2 separate regions of the Homo sapiens genome follow, and region 2 is linked to region 1. A link is a loop called in an ENCODE intact Hi-C map of the cell type or tissue named here. Cell type or tissue: GM12878. All regions are shown on one strand. Each heading gives the region's core, and the rest is flanking DNA. Links, peaks and the distances in the headings are about the cores only. Region 1 has its middle 40 kb from the start of KCNA5. Region 2 has its middle 34 kb from the start of KCNA1.

Evidence for each region. Peaks named below come from ENCODE experiments on the same cell type or tissue, not always from the same donor. Only the 100,000 strongest peaks of a DNase experiment are listed, where the experiment ranks them.
Region 2: a loop joins it to region 1, with 2.0 times the contacts of the local background. A loop is called at or near these places in 5 of 110 quality-filtered maps.

Annotation. Positions count from the first base shown.
Region 1 is chr12:5,001,165-5,006,548 of GRCh38, reverse strand. No RefSeq gene overlaps it. Among named protein-coding and RNA genes, the nearest start is that of KCNA5, 40 kb to the left of the region's middle. In GM12878, for the core only: a CTCF peak has its summit at 3,341 (motif pointing right); no DNase peak of the experiment used is centred there.
Region 2 is chr12:4,941,452-4,946,835 of GRCh38, reverse strand. No RefSeq gene overlaps it. Among named protein-coding and RNA genes, the nearest start is that of KCNA1, 34 kb to the right of the region's middle. In GM12878, for the core only: no CTCF peak of the experiment used is centred there; DNase peaks (open chromatin) are centred at 3,055 and 3,651; H3K4me3 peaks cover 584 bases; H3K27ac peaks cover 2,528 bases.

The sequences.
Region 1 (5,384 bases), core at 286-5,285:
TTTTTTGACAGTCTCACTCTGTCACCCAGGCTGGAGTGCAGTGGATTGAACTTGGCTCACTGTAGCCTCTGCCTCCGGGGCTCAAGTGATCCTCCCACCTCATCCTTTCAAGTAGCTGGGACTACAGACATGCACCACCATGCCCAGCTAATTTTTGTAATTTTTGTAGAGATGGGGTTTCACCATGTTGCCCAGGCTGATCTCAGACACCTGGACTCAAGGAATCCATCCTCCTAAGCCTCCAAAAGTATTGGGTTTACAGGCATGAGCCACTGCACCCAGCCTTAAGTTGAGTTTCTGATATAGCCTGAATATTAACTTCTTGTCAGATGTATGGTTTGAAAATATTTTCTCCCACTTTATAGGTGTCTCTTTCAATCTGTCAATTATTTATTTGCTTTACAGAAGCTTTTTTGTTTGTTTGTTTTGATGGAGTTTCGATCTTTTCACCCAGGCTAGGGTGCAATGGCGCAATCTCAGCTCACTGCAACCTCTGTCTCCTGGGTTCAAGCAATTCTCCTGCCTCAGCCTCCCAAGTAGCAGGGATTACAGGCACCTGCCACGAGGCCCAGCTAATTTTTTTATTTTTAGTAGAGACGGCGTTTCACCATGTTGGCCAGGCTGGTCTCGAACTCCTAACCTCAGGTGATACACCCACCTAGGCCTCCCAAAGTGCTGGGATTACAGGTGTGAGCCACTGTGCCCAGCCCAGAAGCTTTTTAGTTTTATGCAATTCCATTTATTTTTGCTTTTGTTGCCTGTGCTTTTCTGGTCATATCCAAAAAATCATTGCCCAGATGAATGTCAAAAAACTTTTTCTCTATGTTTTCTTCTAGTAGTTTCACATCTTACTTTTATGTTTTTAATGCATTTTGAGTTGATTTTTTATATGGTGTGAGAAAATGGTTCAGTTTTATTCTTCTGCATGTGAATATCCAGTTGTTCCCACACACTTTATTGAAAAGAATATATTTCCCACCTTGTATATTCTTGGCAACTTTGTCAAAGAGCAATTGACTGAAAATGAATAGATTTATTTCTGGGTTCTCTATTCTGTTCCATTGGTCTATATGTCTATTTTCATGCCAGTATTATACTGTCATGATTACTATTGCTTTGTAGAATATTTTGAAATCAGGTAGTGTGATGTCTCCCTCTATTCTGCATAATGCTCTCTGTGTGTGCATAATTCTGCTGCTGTTGGATGGAATGTTCTGTATGTGCCTGTTAGGTCCATTTGGTCTATAGTGTTGTCCAAGTCCACCGTTTCCTACTGACTTTCCATCTGGAAGATCTATTCATTGTTGAAAGTGAAGTATGGAAGTCTCCTACTATTATTGTATTTCTGTCTATTTCCCCCTTTAATTTTTAAAATATTTTCTTTATGTACTTAGGTGCTCTAATGTTGGGTGCATACGTATTTATCATTGTTATATGCTTTTGATGAGTTTATCCCTTTATCATTATACGTAGGATAAAACTTTTTTATTTCTTGTGACAGTTTTTCACTTAAAATCTAATTTATCTGATTTTGGAATAACCACCCCACTCCCCTTTTTGGTTACCATTTGTATGGAATACCTTTTTCCATCTCTTCACTTTCAACCTATATGTATCTTTAAAGCTGAAGTGACTCTCTTTTAGGCAGCATATAGTTGGATCTTTTTCCCCCCCAAATACGCTTAACCACTCTATTGTTAAATTAAATTAAATTTGGTCTGACAATGCCTCTGCACTTTGAGTCCCTCTTTAATTAACTTCAACCTAACATAGGATGGAAACTAACTGCAAGCCTAACTTAGGAGTATAATTTTATAACAGGTAACTGAGTCTCAGCCAGTCTCAGCAGCTGAGCTTCAGTCAGTTGCAGGGGGCCAACTGATAAGAACATGCTCAAATAAGACAAATGAAGCCATAACCCATCAACTGGTCTCTGCACCTCCCTTCCATTTTCTGTCCATAAATGCTACCTGACCATGTTGCAGCCTGGAGTTCTCTGAACCTATTTGGTCTGAGGACTGACTGATTCATGAATTTTTGTTATTTGCTCAATTAAACTCTATTAAATTTAATCTGTTTAATGTTTTTCTGTTAACATTATTAGACTCCAGGATCCTGGATTCATAAGGGCTAGCCTAGCACTAGGGTCCACAGTGAAACTGGCGGTCACTTCGCTCTCTTTCCTCCACGTAGAAGGTATCTCTCGGTGATGCCCTGCATAGGCTTGGGGGTGTGAGGACACAGGTAATCTGAAGCTGTCCTTCCTACTGCCTTCAATGTGTCTTTTCTTTTTTATTTTATTTCATTTTATTTTATTATTATTATTTCACTTTAAGTTTTAGGGTACATGTGCACAATGTGCAGGTCAGTTACATATGAATACATGTGCCATGCTGGTGTGCTGCACCCATTAACTCGTCATTTAGCATTAGGTATATCTCCTAATGCTATCCCTCCCCCCTCCCCCCACCCCACAACAGTCCCCAGAGTGTGATGTTCCCTTTCCTGTGTCCATGTGTACTCATTGTTCAATTCCCACCTATGAGTGAGAACATGCGGTGTTTGGTTTTTTGTCCTTGTGATAGATTACTGAGAATGATGATTTCCAATTTCATCCATGTCCCTACAAAGGACATGAACTCATTATTTTTATGGCTGCATAGTATTCCATGGTGTATATGTGCCACATTTTCTTAATCCAGTCTATCATTGTTGGACATTTGGGTTGGTTCCAAGTCTTTGCTATTGTGAATAGTGCCGCAAGAAACGTACGTGTGCATGTGTCTTTACAGCAGCATGATTTATAGTCCTTTGGGTATATACCCAGTAATGGGATGGCTGGGTCAAATGGTATTTCTAGTTCTAGATCCCTGAGGAATCGCCACACTGACTAATCAGGTACTGTAATCTATCACCCAGATTCCTGAGCTCTTCTGAAGGTATTTTCGTGCACAGATTGTTGTTCAAATTCATGTTTCAGTGAAGGGGCAAGTGCTGAAAAGTCCTTTTCTGCCATCTTGCCAATGACGTCACTGCCTCATTGCCTGTTTTGATCACTGTCTTGATCTACTTCCTAGAGCCATGCCCACACATAGCAGACACTCCATAAATATTTGTTGAATGAATAAATGAATGAACAAATAAACAGGTGAGTGAAACCCTCTACCCCAGGCCTGGAATGTGTTCTGTGATGACTTCTGTGTGTTGGCCTTGCTTGGGTTTGTGCTGCCTGGTGCTGCTAGGTTTCCAGGTGACCAAATACACACCATCACTCAAAGGCAATTGAATCTGGTTGGCAAGCCTGGCCCGGAGTGGCCAATGCCTTTCCCTCTCTCGCCACTAGAGGACAGAGGCGACCCATGGATTCAGCCAACGCCAGTCAGTTCTGCCACCCGGGCTCCAAAGGCACCTTGGGCTTCCTGATGAACAGAAACTAACTGGCCCTGTTGTGACACCTCTAACTCAGAGGTCGCCACTGAGGTACCAAGTAGAGAAAAGGCATAAAATGCAAGTTCCGTATCCTCACCCAGGGTATGAAGATTGAAACAGGAGTTGTCCTCACTTCCTTGGCTGTCCCTGCAGTGGGGACGCCCAAACTAAGGGCTCCCAGCGCTCTGCGTGTTCTGACCCAGGCAACGTCACCTTTTGGAAAGACAGGCTTGCACCCTGCTCCGCAAAATGAGGAAGGTAAATGTTCCTAACCCAAAAACTGCCTGAAGAAGCAGGCCTGAAGAGTTGAAACAAGAGGAGGGCCTCAGTGCATGCCCAGGAGTGTATGTGAGATACAGGTCAGTCCAGCCAACCTGTCCTGGGTGCTTGCCTACATGTCTCTGCTCAGATGGTCCTCCAGGCACTTCTGCAAAGTGAGTATGATGATTACAAGTTAACACGTTAACTTGTAATGAGTGGTAAACTTGCCCACAGTTACATAGCTGGTGCATGACAAAGCCAGGGCTCTGGCACAGGGTGAACTGGCTTCATGGTTCCTGCAGTTCCCCCCATGGGACCACCAATTATAAGGACACTGGGGCTTTGGAAAATGAGCAAACCCTGGTATTGTGGAAAAGGTAGTGAAGCTCCAGGATGGATCAACACACGTAAAGAACTTCGTTGACTATCACAACTTCTCATTGTATTCTCACAACAAATCTACAAAGAGTGGTGGCTCATTCCCCATTCTGGAGCCGAGGAAAAAAGGCAGGGCCAGATGAAGAAGTGCCTGCCGCGTGCTGACCACAGGCCACTGCATCCCATGACCAGAGGATAAGAGGAGGGGCCACACTGTTCCTCCATCTCCTGATTCCCCTAAAGACCAGCACATGTCCAGGCTCTTCTATTTCTCTGTTACTTCTGTTGCTCTGGTTCCTGCCCTGCAGAGGGGGTGGCCATGACCCCGCTACCCTTCATCCAGCCCTCCAAGATACCCATTAGCCTGCTCCTCTTAGGCCTGATGTGAAAAGTCTGAGATGTAAAAAAAAAACAAGACTGTAACCCTTAAAAAATGTGCACACTCTGCTTCTCTTTTTCAAAGATTTTGGCAAGAATAACATGAGTTTCCATGGGACAAATCACAAGCCTTTTTCTTTTTTTTTTCCCCTCAGCCCCTAACTCATTTCAATTCAATGCAACAGAAATGGACTTGGCTAGGCACCAGCACTGTCCTAGGCCCTAGCAGGGAGCTGCGAGGTGGGTGTCCATGAACCTGAGCAGTTCAGCCCCCGATGATGGGAAGAGCAGCCATGCACAGAATGCAAATGCTGGGTGCTAACGCTGCTTGCATTGGGGTATACTTCTTTCACTCGGTAGCTTGGAGATGACCTCAATGTTAGGATGAGGCTCTACGAGGCAAAGGCTCCCAGGCCAACCATGGGCTCCTCGGAGGGCAGAGTCACAGAGCACCTGCAGCCACAGAGTTCTCCCTTCTCCATTGCTGCTTCTCGTGCTAGGAGCCAGGTTTGTGTTCCCAGGAGACACAGTGGCCGTGGGGCTCCATGTCTCTGAACTGCTCAACCTCCCTAGCAGCCCACACTGGGTAGAACCAACTTGCAGCAAGCCTGTATTCTCCTGACCAGCTGAGGCATAGGCTTCTCTCTCCCTGGGAAGACAGCATCCCATTTCTTTATCTGAGGTGTCTGCTCTTAACTGGGCTCAAGCCATCATAGTTGCCTTTCCTGCTGCAATTGCAGGAAACACTTTGTAGGTGGGTGCTTCTTTCTCTAAGGCACTCGAAGTCCCCCAAACCTTCTCTTGTTCACCACTGTGAGTAGGTCACAGCACTATTCTCCCTAATTAACTGGGGCAGAGGAGGAAGGCCAGGAGATTGCTGCTCTGAGTTTTGCCATGCACTATCAGCCAGATTGACAGGAGCACATGGGTACGCACCT
Region 2 (5,384 bases), core at 108-5,107, 60 kb after region 1:
GGCCTTTTCCAACTGCTGTGTTCCCCAGCCCCCTCAGGTCACTGCCATGGGCAACTGCTCCCTCTGAAGAAGCCACCACCAAACCAAGTCCTGAGCCAAACAATCCTCATCTTCGCTCTCTGTGGGAATCCCAGGATGCATAGGGAAAGTTTATCAGAAGCCATGGAATTGTGACTCCCATCCTCTGAATACTGGCCATGGGCCTGCAACATGCTAGGTGCTTCATATCTGATACGGCTTGGAGGTGTGTCCCCTCCAAATCTCATGTTGAAATGTGATCTCCAGTGTTGAAAATGGGGCCTAGTGGGAGGTGTTTGGGTCATGGGGTGGATCCCTCATTAGCTTGGTGCCCTCCCTATGGTCATGAGTGACTTCTCGCTGTTAGCTTATGCAAGAGTTGGTTGTTTAAAGGAGCCTAGCACCTCTTCCTCTCTCTCACTCCCTTTCTCACCATGTGACACATCTTCTCCCCCTTCACCTTCTGCCATGACTAAAAGCTTCCTGAGGTCTCCCCAGAAGCCAAGCAGATCCAAGTGCCATGCTTGTATAGCCTGCAGAACTGTAAGCCAAATAAATCTCTTTTCTTTATAAATTACCCAGTCTCAGGTATTTCTTTACACCCACACAAAATGGACTAACACAATATCCTTCACATCATTCTATCTCACAGTGACCTGTGAGGTAGAAGTTAATAGCCCTAGTGAATAAAAAAAGGTACTGCTGGGTGTGGTGGCTCATGCCTGTAATCCCAGCACTTTGGGAGGCCAAGGTGGGCAGATCACGAGGTCGGGAGTTTGAGACCAGCCTGACCAACATGGTGAAACCCCTCTCTACTAAAAATACAAAACTTAGCCAGGGGTGGTGGCGCATGCCTGTAATCTCAGCTACTCGGGAGGCTGAGGAAGGATAATTGCTTGAACTGGGAGGCGGAGGTTTCAGTGAGCCAAGATTGCACCACTGCACTCCAGCCTGGGTGACAGAGCGAGACTCCATCTCACAAAATTAAATAAATAAATTTTAAAAAGGTAACAAAAATTAAGTAATGTGCTCATGGTCAAATGCAAAAACAAACAAACAAACAAAAAAACACCAAATTCCTTTTCCATAGAGGAGCACTATAAGAAATAAAGGCATGACCCACTAGGATAGCTTAATTTTTTTTAATTAAAGAAATGCAAATAAGCATTGGTGAAGGTGGGCAGAAATTTGAACTGTTGTATATCACCAATGAGGCAGCCACTTTGGAGTCAGTTTGGCAGTTCCCCAACAAATTAGGCATAGAGAGTTGTCATATGACCCAGCAATTCCACTCCTAAGAACATTACAACTAAAAACATACAGTCACATGGAAATTTATGCACACACTCACAGCATTATTATTCATGTAACCAAAAGGTAGAAACAACCCAAATGTGCAGTCATCAGCTGATGAATGGGTAAACGAAATGAAGTAAAAAGGAATGAAATCCTGAGATACGTGCTACAAGGATGAACCTTGAGACAAAGGGCCACATGTGATACAATTCTATTTACATGAAATGTCCAGAATAGGCAAATCCACAAAGACAGACAGTAGATTAGTGGTTGCTTAGGTCTGAGGACAGGGGTAGACTGGTGACTGCTAGTGGGTACAGGGTTTTCACAGAAGGTGAAGAAAATGCAGAATTAGGTAGTGGTGATGGTTGCACAACCTTGTTACTAACAACCACAGATTGCACACTTTAAAAGGTGAATTTTATGGTAATGAAATATATATATATATATAAACATTTTAATAGAAGAGTGAGAAAAAAAGTGCTCAGACTTGAGTTATCTCTAAGGTACCTTCTAATCTAAAAACACAACGTCACACAGCACTGGAAGATGCTATGAGCTCATTCTTTTATTCATTTCAGTGAGTGCCACTATGTATTCAGCTAACAGCTGGAAATACTAAGCAATCAAGGCAGATGTGATCCCAAAACTTTCAGCACTCGTAGTCCAGGAATAAAGGCAAAAGAAACTATACAAAAATGCAATAATAAGAGATGCATGGGGTGCCATAAACATGCAAACACAGGCATCTAATCCCCATAGGGAAGAAAATCAAGAAAGGTCTCAAGAGGAAGTGATGTTTTACCTGAGTCTTGAAGGGTGAATAGGAGCTAGCTGAGCATTCCTTGCAGAAGGAGTAGTCTGTCATGTACCTAGCCCCAAGTGGGTGCTTAACATTATGTATTGAGGGAATGAATGCACAGCTTGGGCAAACACCCTAAAGGAAGAGCAGAACACATGAGAGGAGCCAAAATAAACTCTCAGTGGCTGAATCCTAAAATGTTAAAGCCTTAGGTGAGTGGAGACAGAGGAGACTATTCAGGTGAAATGAGGACGTAACTGTGTTGGGAGGAGTGTGGGCTTCATCCCAAGGACTATGGGCAGCCATGGAAGAGTTTCAGTTGCTAACTCTGGTAAGGGCTTTCTGTAGGACTAGATGTAATCAAAGAAGAGAAAGCAAAACCCCTTTGGCAAGTCTATGTGAGCTCGGAAGTAATCCCAGACCGGCTGGATAAAGTGAGGCAGACAAAATTAAGGCCTCCAAGAGGAGCAGGCCAGCCCTTCACTAGAGCAGGAAGAAGGGCACGGAAGCCCAGAACATCAGGCTGCAGAAAAGCCAGGTCATTTCCCGTGAACCTGGGAACACCCGCACTGCTTTACCCACTCTGAGCTGACAGGCTGCAGAAGACTGACCTTGCAAGGTGGCTCTTCTGGGACACCCTGTGTCCTCTCAACAGTCTTATACTGCGTGGTGAGCAGCAGTGCCCACTGAGGGGAATGGTCACAGAGTAGCAACTGGTAAAGTCTTAATGCCCAGTCAAGGGGAGAGGTTTGGGGGGCAAAACCCCAGGACAGGAGAAAGGAACCTAACATTTACTACTCAACTACTAAGTGCCAAGCAAGATGCTTCCCTTTTCTCAGTCAGTACTAACCACATTCTCTCCAGGAAGTTATTTATTATTTTCATTTCACAGATGAGAAAGCTGAGAACGAACAGCTAATTCTGGGGTGAGGAACCAGGCTCACATGGAAACTGGAAACCTCTGACTTCAGTTCCCATGCCTTCACTTTTTTTGTCGTTTCATTTTCAGATCTCAGGGCCTGAGAGTAGAGTACAACACACCCCTCAGTTCACGGTACGCTTCAGTTAAGAAGCATTGCAAGGCACTTCTTTTGTGCTGTTATTTTTTTTTCCCCCTTCATCGCTGATCCTGAGCCTTATTTCCCTCTCCTTAGCCTCCTGATAGAACCCATTCTAATGTGATAGGCATGTGTTCTTGGATAAATAGGAATTCTCGAAGAAGAGACAGTGTTCTAATGGCGGTCTGTGCATTTTCACTTTCCACTAGTAAATGTGTATTATAGAGCTCACGCTTAACTCAGGCCAATGCCTTTACAGATCCATCCATGGCTTCATGTACAGTATTCTACAATGCTCATGCACCACAGGTGGCTTGTCCATTCCCACAGTAATGACACCTAAGCTGCGTCCAGCTGCCAACTTCCACAAACAATGCTGTGGTGGGCGTCCTCATCCTGTCTCCAGACAGACCTGTGCAAGAGCTGTTCTGAGGTCAGCCCATAGGAGTGGGGCTGTGAGGTCATGAGTGTATGCTTAAGCCAATTACTGCTCAAATGGCCTACACTGATCTTCAGTTCCACCAAGTGAGCTTCTGTTTTTCTACATCCTCATAAATAAAAAATATTGTCCCATTTTAAAATGTTTTCTAATAATGATCAGGCCAAAGCAACCTCTCTTTTAAAAAAAAATTAGCATTCCCCAGGCTGGAGTCCAATGGCACAATCTCAGCTCACTGCAACCTCCACCTCCCAGGTTCAAGAGATTCTCCTGCCTCAACCTCCCGAGTAGTTGGGATTACAGGCACCCACCAACACACCCAGCTAATTGTTGTATTTTTAGTAGAGGGGTTTCACCATGTTAGTCAGGCTGGTCTAGAACTCCCGACCTCAGGTGATCCACCCACCTCGGCCTCCCAAAGTGCTGTGATTACAGGCATGAGCCACTGGGCCTGACCTCATTCCTCTTCTTTCTACTGACTTCTTAATGTTCTGTGGAAGAAATCCCTTGATGATTTTAGATGCTGAAGATAGCATTCCTATGTCTCGTCAGTGGTCTGTTAGTCTTTTAACTCAGCATAAGATCATTTTCATCTTACACTTTCCCCATAACCAAGCCTGCCTATTGTTACTTATACAGTAATGAAAGCAATACAGGTTCAGAAGCCAGGTGCCATAGGTTTTGATCCTTTGGATTTTGAGAATAAAGTGTAATATTTGCCAAGTGTGACTTACTGACTCTGCTGAGGTCCTTCAGATGACTTTTCCAAGTCCATGTTGATATCCTGTCTGCCTTTATGTTTCTACTCAGCCTATCAGTAGAGAACCAGGACATGAGAGGCAAGTGTAGACAAACAGCATCTAACATTCTCCCCAAAACTACCTATCTTTAGAAAAGTTTTTAAGTGCCTTGATTGTTAGAAAAGTTTTAAGTTCCTCCAATATCATCTGTTAATATTATTTGGGGGAAATACACCTGTGGTTGCTCCATAGATAGGTGCCTGCACTGAACAGGTAGGTGTGTCTGTGGGGATGCTTTGTTTGCATGTGTGTGGGCAAGGAAGAACTAGGAAAGCACTAGACTAGGAGTTCAAGATCTAGTCCTGGCTGACACCTGCTCACTGTGTGTCCTTGAGAAAGCCATCTCTGAGCTTCAGTTTTCACATCTGCAAAATCATGATCCAATGTAGATGGCCAGATAAGAACATCGGATTAAAAAAATATTTGCCAAATCTGAACGTGTTATTTAATCCTTTTCAAGGAAAAGTATTAATTATCCACTGTATATAGTGTCCGAAGTGGGTCAGAAACCTTCCCTAGGCTGCATTCATCTGGAAAGACAGGACTAAAGTCAGCCTGATTTTAGTGAGTCAAGAGGGGAGGAAGCACACAAGGAAGCTTGTCTTCTTACTGCCTCAGTAATGAAGCAGCAAATATGTCTTTTCTGGACCTGAAGGGGAGGCCTGCAGGGTCACATCTGGCTGATGCAGCAACCACAACAACCTCACAAAGACAAGACCCAGAACCGGGAGCAACAGCAACAAATCAGAGCCGGCCTCTTCTACCCTAGGTTCCAAAGACACTACATTCTCCTGGCCTTCGATGGGCAGCTCTGAGCTCCAGCTCAGTTTGGCCATTACCTGCAGCATCCCTTGGATCCCTGCCAGGGCCCTTATCACTTGCCTCTCTCCTCCGTGATCACATCCACCCCTAAGGCTTTGCGTGTCACCTACTTGCTGAGGATTTCCAAATCTGTATGTCCAGTGTGCACC